2 separate regions of the Homo sapiens genome follow, and region 2 is linked to region 1. A link is an interaction called in ENCODE POLR2A ChIA-PET data of the cell type or tissue named here. Cell type or tissue: A673. All regions are shown on one strand. Each heading gives the region's core, and the rest is flanking DNA. Links, peaks and the distances in the headings are about the cores only.

The links. ChIA-PET counts read pairs that join two places held together with the same protein. Peaks named below come from ENCODE experiments on the same cell type or tissue, not always from the same donor. Only the 100,000 strongest peaks of a DNase experiment are listed, where the experiment ranks them.
Region 2: POLR2A ChIA-PET joins it to region 1 with 8 read pairs; 7 of 35 experiments call an interaction of 5 or more read pairs at or near these places.

The regions. Positions count from the first base shown.
Region 1 is chr7:116,262,693-116,267,092 of GRCh38, forward strand. No RefSeq gene overlaps it. Among named protein-coding and RNA genes, the nearest start is that of TES, 54 kb to the left of the region's middle. In A673, for the core only: no CTCF peak of the experiment used is centred there; no DNase peak of the experiment used is centred there.
Region 2 is chr7:116,391,462-116,395,861 of GRCh38, forward strand. No RefSeq gene overlaps it. Among named protein-coding and RNA genes, the nearest start is that of CAV2-DT, 110 kb to the right of the region's middle. In A673, for the core only: no CTCF peak of the experiment used is centred there; a DNase peak (open chromatin) is centred at 2,410; H3K27ac peaks cover 3,132 bases.

The DNA of each region.
Region 1 (4,400 bases), core at 295-4,294:
CTCTGCCTCCCAGGTTCAGGCCATTCTCCTGCCTCAGCCTCCTGAGTAGCTGGGATTACAGGTCCCCACCACCATGCTCAGCTAATTTTTTGAATTTCAGTAGAGATGGGGTTTCACCATGTTCGCCAGGCTGGTCTCAAACTCCTGACTTCAGGTGATCCACCCGCCTCGGCCTCCCAAAGTGCAGGGATTACAGATGTCAGCCACTGCGCCTAGCCCAGCCTTCACCAACACATTTCTAACACCAGACATAAGGGGGTGTTTCCCCACACACCAAGCAATCGGAAAATTCTGCAGCAGACACAAGCCAGGTGCCCTCCAGTTTACTTCTGATGCTATCTACCTGGAGGCTGTGTTAGATCCCACAGGTTGAGTGCTCACTTTCACAAGACTGTTCCCCATTTCCAATACCAATCTCAAGCCCCAAGTTGCTTTACCTGTGCTTCTGGTCAACTGGCTATAGAAATCAGGCTTCCCACAACCCCTTATTCAGGTTCTATTAACTTGCTAGAGCCACTCACAACAGAACTCAGGGACACAATTTACTTATATTTCCCAGTTTATTATAAAGAATGTTACCAAGGATACAGATGGAAAGACACATAAGGCAAGGCATGTGAGAAGGGGCACCATGCTGCCATTCGCTCTCTGAGGTACCACCCTCCAGGAACCAGAACGTGTTCAGTTATTTGGAAGCTCCAAGAATCCTGTCATTTGGGGTTTTTATGGAGGCTTCATTACATAAGCATGATTGATGAAATTATTGGTCATTGTTGATCAACTTAGCCTTCAGCCACTCTTCTCTCCCTGGAAGGTGGGTGGGGGGAGCTGAAAGTCCCAACCCCACCTCTTATCCTGCCCTGGTCTTTCTGTTGACCAACCCCTATTCTGAAGCTACCCAGGAGCTGCCAGCCATCAGTCAACTCATTCACATACAAAAACACATTATTACTAATAGATTACATCTATTACTTTGGAGAGTCTATGATTTTAGGAGTTAATGCCAGGAAATGGGAAGAAAGGTCAAATATATATTTTATACTATCAGATCCATTCTCTTTTCTTCTGCCAGAGTGCAATACAGAGAACATATTAGTATTCCCTTACTGAAAAATCTAACAATGATTCAGCCTCTTTTCCCACCCTTTTCATGTATACACATGGTCATCTAGCCATAACTGAATGCTTGCAGTTTTTTGAAGTTAGTCGCTTCCTTCATATCTCCATGACTTTGCAAAGATAGTTACCTCTAAGAAGCTGATCCATGACCCTTCCACACCCCCTCAAGCTTGAAGCCCATCTTTGTTCACATACATCTTGACCTATGCTACTAGTTCACTGATATCATTGCCCTATTTAAGTGCAGAAATATAATTTTTTCATGTTTATTTCCTTAGAACCAAATATAGCACTTAACACATGATATGTGCCCCAAAAATGGTAAATAACAAAATGAATTAAGTGGCATCTGAATAAGCCATAATAAATCAGGTAAGAGTTTTACTAATTGAGATGAAACTCATTTGGACAAGTTTCTAAAGGACAGAGCAAAAGAAGAAACATAGCTCAGTAACCGTAAGTATTTTTTTAATTAAAAAATCACTTGTGTTTTAAAAAATGACAGTACAAGGATCCAATTACATAATCCTCAGCAACACTTCTTAAAATTCCCTCTTCTCTGCTACCTGCCTTTCTCGTGCCTCCAGCTGCTCTCTCCACAAGTCCCCCAAACCTAAATCCTCCCCAATTTCTTTTCTCTCACACTCTGCCATCTCCACTTCTCTCCATTGCTTCATTCATTCATTCATTCATTCATTCGCTTAATCAAACAATATTTATTATCTGCTATGTGTCAGGAATGGTTGCAGGCACTGGGACCAATGATGTGAACAAGATAAACAAGATCCCTGCTCTTGTGGTGTTTTACATTCAAGAGAGAATAGGCCTGAAGTAAAGAATTCTAACAGAAAATGAAATGCTGGCCAAATGGGCATGGGGAGGGGAAGGCTCCAGAACAGAGGATATGTTAATAACAACAGAAGTCCAAGGCTATTAAAAATATTTCAGAAGGGCCTGCAATAATACCTAGAATGGAGATTCAAATTTTCTTCTCAGATTCTTAGCATTGCTCTTCACCTTGACATGTGAAAATTGGATTTCTCTTCAACAATCTGGAAGGATTGAGGAAAGGCTATGATCTTTCACATATGAATCATTTTTACCTGCCTAAGAAATTACTATTAGATCTTAATACTAACAGAGCTTCACTCCCCAAATAAAAGTGTATAGTTCCTCCTTTCTGAAATTGAGAGTAATGTCAATAACTGTATATTTTTTTCTTCATTTTGACTTCCAGGAAGCTTTGAGCAAAATCTGACCCTTCACTAACGTAGCAATTATGATTTAAATCTTTTTTCCAGACAATGTTGTTGTATGAATTCTCATTTCAGCCTGCTTCAAATTCTTTGTGGAATTTGGCAGGGGGTCTTCTTGGTTAGGATTATTTATCTTTTCTAAGTATCAAAAAACATTGATCATTATAAGGGTACAGCCAGGAGTATAGGAAGTAGCCTACAGATGGAACAGAAGCCAAGGCTGGGCAGCCACCAGGTCTTTTTCCCCTCCCTCCAAGTTCCTCCCTGAATATCTGCTTCTTTTTTCTTTCTCTGTAGGCACAGTCTCTCTGTTCCTTATCTGCATGATCAGTTAGTAAAGATGGGTGCCCTAAAATTTCTGAGTTCATAGATTACAAATGTTGTCACACTGAGAGACTGATGGGCTAACTCTTGGTTCTGATTCCAAATTCCCCAGGAAAAAAAAAAAAAAAACCTGATTGTCTTCAGTTGTTTTACAGATAGACAAACCAGTTTATGATCAGGGGACAGAGTCATGCAACCTAAGCAAAACAGTTAAAAATCTCACCAAATGAAGTTTGAGAGGGGAACACAGTGGAAATAAGTGGGAGTGAATCAAGGAGTTTAGGGGGTCACTGTGAGTGGAAAGACACTCTTCTAGTTTATTATTATAATTGTAAGTAGAGAGTTAGAAGGATAGCATGGCAGACACTGGCTAGATGATCTCTAAGCTTATTTCCAGTGAAACTATATTTCCCAGCATCCACTGTAGTTGTGTGGATCTTTCTGATTGAGTTTTGGCCAAGAGATCAAGGAAAGAAGCAATGTAGTCTCCTTCAGGCTTTGCCATGACAACTCAGGGCAAGATGGTGGAGCCAAGAGATAAAGCAGGATTTCTCCTTTGCAGTGTTGTGCATGGAAACATAACGTGGGCAAGAAATATGCATTTATTGGTTCAAGCCACTGATACTGGGCTTGTTGGTCATAGGAGTTAACCTTCCCTAACTAGTACAGATAAATAAATAATGAAGATCACGCTTTCATCCTGAAAATATCCCTTTACTAAGTCATGAGTCATATTGGGATGCTGGGGAACTGAGGGTGAATAGAGCAAAAACTTCTGCTGTCAATTGTTCAAAGGCTCATGGAAGAGACATGCAGGTAACAGAAAATGAAAATAATGAAGACCTGTCACTGACAGGAGACAACGGAAGTGATGCCAAAGCAGCTGTTTGTGATGTCAAAATATCTTCTCTAGTATGAGAGGTTGCTCTCACTGTTACCCTAGGTAAGTGGATGGATAAAAGGGAACTTTGCAAAAATAGAATCTATGAGGCATGGTCACAGTGGGACTGAAGGACAGGGAGGAGTCAAAGACAACCCTGCCAATTGGAAGAATGGTGGTGACCTCAACAGAAATGAGAAATCCACTTAGGGAAGAGCTGAGAAGAAAAATGATCAGTTCACTTGGGAGTATGTGGAGCTTGAGGCAAGTGGAGGAGTACAGCAGGCAGTTTGGGACCTGAAAGTGGATGCTCAAGAAAAAACTCTGGCTAGAGATATAGATGAAGAAGTCAACAGACAAAAGTTACCATTCACATCTGATAATAGCTTACTGGGGCTCCAGTCTCCTTATCAAATGTGATAGGACAAAGACAGTTTTGAAATGATTTTTACGTTACTTTATTTTTCTCCAGGTAGCAATGACAAGTTTAGTGTATTTTCTCTTTTTTGGTGAAATTATATCAGCAGTTTCTGTATTTCCACAATAGATACTGCAAGTTCCGAGACCTAAAAAATTCTGAGTATTCATTGCATTGCAAAGGTTGTCAAGGATCTGCTTATCTGACAATAAACTACAGAAAAGATTGTAGTATTAACTGTTTTAGCAATGCCAATTCCTTATTTTCCCTTTTCCCCTAGGGAATTTCAGATTTCCTCTAAAATCTCAGGTCCCAGTTTGCACATTGATTTTCTTGTACTATTATGAGCCACTGATTGCCGTATCCATTAACTTCACCTATGCATAAACCATGCAACAGATGA
Region 2 (4,400 bases), core at 269-4,268, 130 kb after region 1:
CCCTACAAAAGTACAAAAATTAAGCCAGTCATGGTGGCATGCACCGTGGCTCCAGCTACTCAGGAGGCTGAGGTGGGAGGATCACTTAAGCCCAGGAGGTCAAGACTGTAGTGAGCCATGATCACAACACTGCAGTCCAGCCCGGGCAACAGAATAAGACCCACTCTCTCTCTCTAAAAAAAAAAAAAAAAAAAAAAAAAAAACTTAAAAAATAGTGATTATCACCAGTTAGAATGGCGATTATTAAAAAGTCAGGAAACAACAGATGCTGGTGAGGATGTGGAGAAATAGGAATGCTTTTACACTGTTGGTGGAAGTGTAAATTAGTTCAACCATTGTGGAAGACAGTGTGGCAATTCCTCAAGGATCTAGAACCAGAAATACCATTTGACCCAGCAATCCCATTACTGGGTATATACCCAAAGGATTATAAATCATTCTACTATAAAGACACATGCACTCGTATGTTTATCGCAGCACTATTCACAATAGCAAAGTCTTGGAACCAACCCAAATGCTCATCAATTATAGACTAAATAAAGAAAATGTGACACATATATACCATGGAATACTATGCAGTCATAACAAAGAATGAGTTCATGTCCTTTGCAGGGGCATAGATGAAGCTGTAAGCCATCATTCTCAGCAAACTAACACAGGAGGAGAAAACCAAATGCCACATGTTCTCACTCATAAGTGGCAGCTGAACAGTGAGTACACATGGACACAAGGAGGGGAACATCACACACCAGGGCCTGTCGGGGGTGGCGGGCAAGGGGAGGGAGAGCATTAGGATAAATACCTAATGTATGCGGGGCTTAAAACCTAGATGACAGGTTGATAGGTGCAGCAAACCACCATGGCACATGTATACCTATGAAACAAACCTGCAGGTTCTACGCATGTATCCTAGAACTTAAAGTAAAATAAAATAAAATAAAATAAAAAAGAAAGAAAGAGAATGACTAATGGCATAAAATCTTACAAGGGGAAAAAAGGAAAGAATTCAGATGACAAGTGGAAGGATTGACTTTGAATGGGAAGAAGCTTATACCAAATATTTATTGCTGTTTAATAAACCATCCCGATATTTAGTGACTTAAAAAACAACAACAACAAAAGAGTGAGTGCAAGAAATAAATAAAACTTCTTTGCTTGGGTTTTGCTTTGGTTTGGTTTGATTTCCTACATTTGTCTAGAAAATACTTCTCAGTTCCATTTCACCTGAATTTTGGAGCCCATCTTAGCCTTTATTATTTTAAATAGAATTTTGTGATAGGGAGCATTTTAGATGTAACTTCTCAAGATGACATGTTCAATGTAAATGCTGTTGAATGTTGAAGCTATGCTACTATCAACCTCTGGGCAAGGCAGACACACTCAAATCATCTTTTAGCTTCCCTTCAATTTTTCTTTTAGCTTTACCACTGAGTTAATATTCCTTTCAAAGAAAGTTGTTTAAATGATAGGGATCTTTTCATTCTACTGTAGGATCATAGGCCAGTGGAAACAACAACCAAAGTCAGAGGCTATTTTTAATGTGCTTGTTATCTACAAGCCAGTTCCCTCCTCAGATCCCTGACACAACATCACACCACACACACACACACACACACACACACACACTCACTTGGCTTCTGTCATCTGAAAAATGGGATAATGCTTTTTAATGTTTAACATAAAGTTTTAATGTTTAACATAGTTAAAGTAAATTTTAAAACAACTGAGAAAATACATATCATAATTATACCAAGTTTGGGGTGAAGGAAAGACAAGCTGATGATATGTCTTTCATTGTATCAACAATGAAGTATTTATTCAACAAATATTCAAGGAGCATATTTTGGATGTTAGGCTCCTGGAAGAAAACAAGAATGAGATGGAAAGAGTGAGGGCAATCTAAAGGTGAAATGGAAGGAGACTCTACAGCATGGCCTTCACATATGGAAGATGCCAAATACATAAGTTACTCCAAAATAAAAGAATAATAATAAATCAAACACAGTCTAAGATACATTACAACCCTAGTTTTAATTTAAAATTAAGAGTATATGCATTACTCTTTTTTTGGTAATTGATGACATGATGTAATTTTATATTCACTTTGCAAAGCAACAAGATCTAAAGCCTTGGCAAGATAAACATTCTGACTAAAAAATAGTGTGTTTTAGATTCTTTTGGTTGCTGGGATATAAGAGGCTGAGGAAAGAGTGTTCCCAACACAATTTGTGACCGCCCTTTCTTTCCTCTTCTCCCTAACAAGGTTAGTTAGATTCGTGCAGATCCTGTAGATTAAAAAGCGCCCTTATCACTGCCTGGTGATCACTGTTCCAGCCCTGGACAATGAAGGTTCATCCAAAAGCACCACTTCCTTTTTGCTATTGACAGGAAACTCTGCCTGTGACAAGCTGCACAAGCCTCACTCAGTGCCTGGCGGGGTTGCAGCTGGAGACGTGGGAGGAAAAACAATTTCTAATCCTGGTGTTTGTGCAATAGAGTATCAGGTGGACGGTGAGATGGGAAAGCTAATGGGGATTTTTTTTTAACATTCATTATTTAAATACATCATTGTCCCAGCCTGGATAGAGAACTGTGATACTCACAAAAGAACGTACAAGAAAAAATAAAATATTTTTCAGGTTAAGACAACTTGGAACTTAGAAATTTAGCATGTAAAGAAGTGTGGTAAGGTTCCATAAGAGAATGATAACTGTGAAAATAGACTAGCTCTTCTAAAGGATCTGCTAGGGGTATGTTTCAAACTCTCTTGAATTCTTATGTTCAATTATAAAATGTGCCAATTCACTCATAAAAGTGTACCAGACCCGGCACGGTGGATTGCGGGCGGGGTGCGGTGGCTCACACCTGTAATCCCAACACTTTGGGAGGCCGTGGCGGGTGGATCACGAGGTCAGGAGTTCGAGACTAGCCTGGCCAACATAGTGAAATCCCATCTCTACTAAACGTACAAAAAAAAAAAAATTAGCCAGGCCTGGTGGCAGGCACCTGTAATCCCGCATACTCAGTAGGCTGAGGCAGGAGAATCACTTGAACCCAGGAGGCGGAGGTTGCAGTGAGCCAAGATAGCATCACTGCACTCCAGCCCAGGCGACAGTGCGAGACTCCATCTCAAAAAAAAAAAAAAAAAATTGTACCAAACTCTCTTTAAAATATTACCAGAGAAACAGTTAAAATGAAAAGCACTAGCAATTGAAGCACCCTGAATATCTTATTTTCATGTATCATTTTTCATCTATATTGCTTGAAAGAAATACATTAATCGTGGGAATTTTGTTTAGATACTCTGATTGACTGTATCAGAGGAAGACGACGGAATGCACCCTTGATGTGCGAAAATGAGGAACTGATGAGACAACACAGATGGAAATATTCATCAGGTAGTTGGAGATTTGGACCTACAGTTCTAGAGAAAGGTGAGCTACTAAGACAGGAAAAAAAAATGCCAAAGGAGAGAAAATATAAGAAGTTCAATAATGAAGTCTCAAAAAAAAGTTTACTTTTGGAGTAAGAGAAAAAAAAAACAAGTAATTTTACTAAATGCATACCTAGATTTTTAAAAATCAAAGGAATATAATACACCTAGAAGTAGAGAGGTGGATAGGGTCTCAGATGATGCAAAGGTCAAAAAGAAAAGGAACTCTGAGCAGGAAATCCAAATTAGCAAGTTGGCAAAGTTTGACATTTGGAGAAAATAATTTCAGTAGACTAATGAAAGCAGAAACCAGATTGCTAGAAGAACTGGATTGCAAATGATAAGCAATAAGGCAATGGAGGAAATATGAGTAGATAATACTTTCAAAAATGTAACGGGGGCAGGAAGAGACAGAAGTTTGATCAAGGAGAAAGCTGGAAGACAGCTTCTTGCTCCTGAAAAGGGAAAGTTTAAACAGTGGAAATTAGACATTTGCACAGAGAAGGGGAAGGACAAGGATAAGACAAAAAATCTGCTCTTTGTTCTTAAGGAAACAAACAAACAAAAAATCCGTAAGAAAAAAATAAAATGTAAAAGAACTGAAAATTAAGATTAGCACTGCTATTTAGCACACTCATGTAGGTTAGCCACACCAGTCAGCATTTAGGAATTCCCTGCTGTCTGAAACAGCCCTGGTTTACACCCATGATTCAGGCAGTGGGCCTGTTTGTTTGCTTTTCCTTTGGTGAGAGAGTCTGCGCATCCTGTGGCAAGCCAAAGGTATCCCTGCCCTCTCCTGCCCTCTCTTCCCTCCTTGCTCCCCTTCCTCCCCCTCCTTTTTTTTCCCTCAAGCTGAGTTTGTCTTGGAAATTCTAACCTAGCAAATTAATTTTATTAAAATAAGCTAGGCAAATATCTCTGGCAATCAAGGAGGGCTTCGTTCTACTAGAAGAGCAGCCAATTTTTT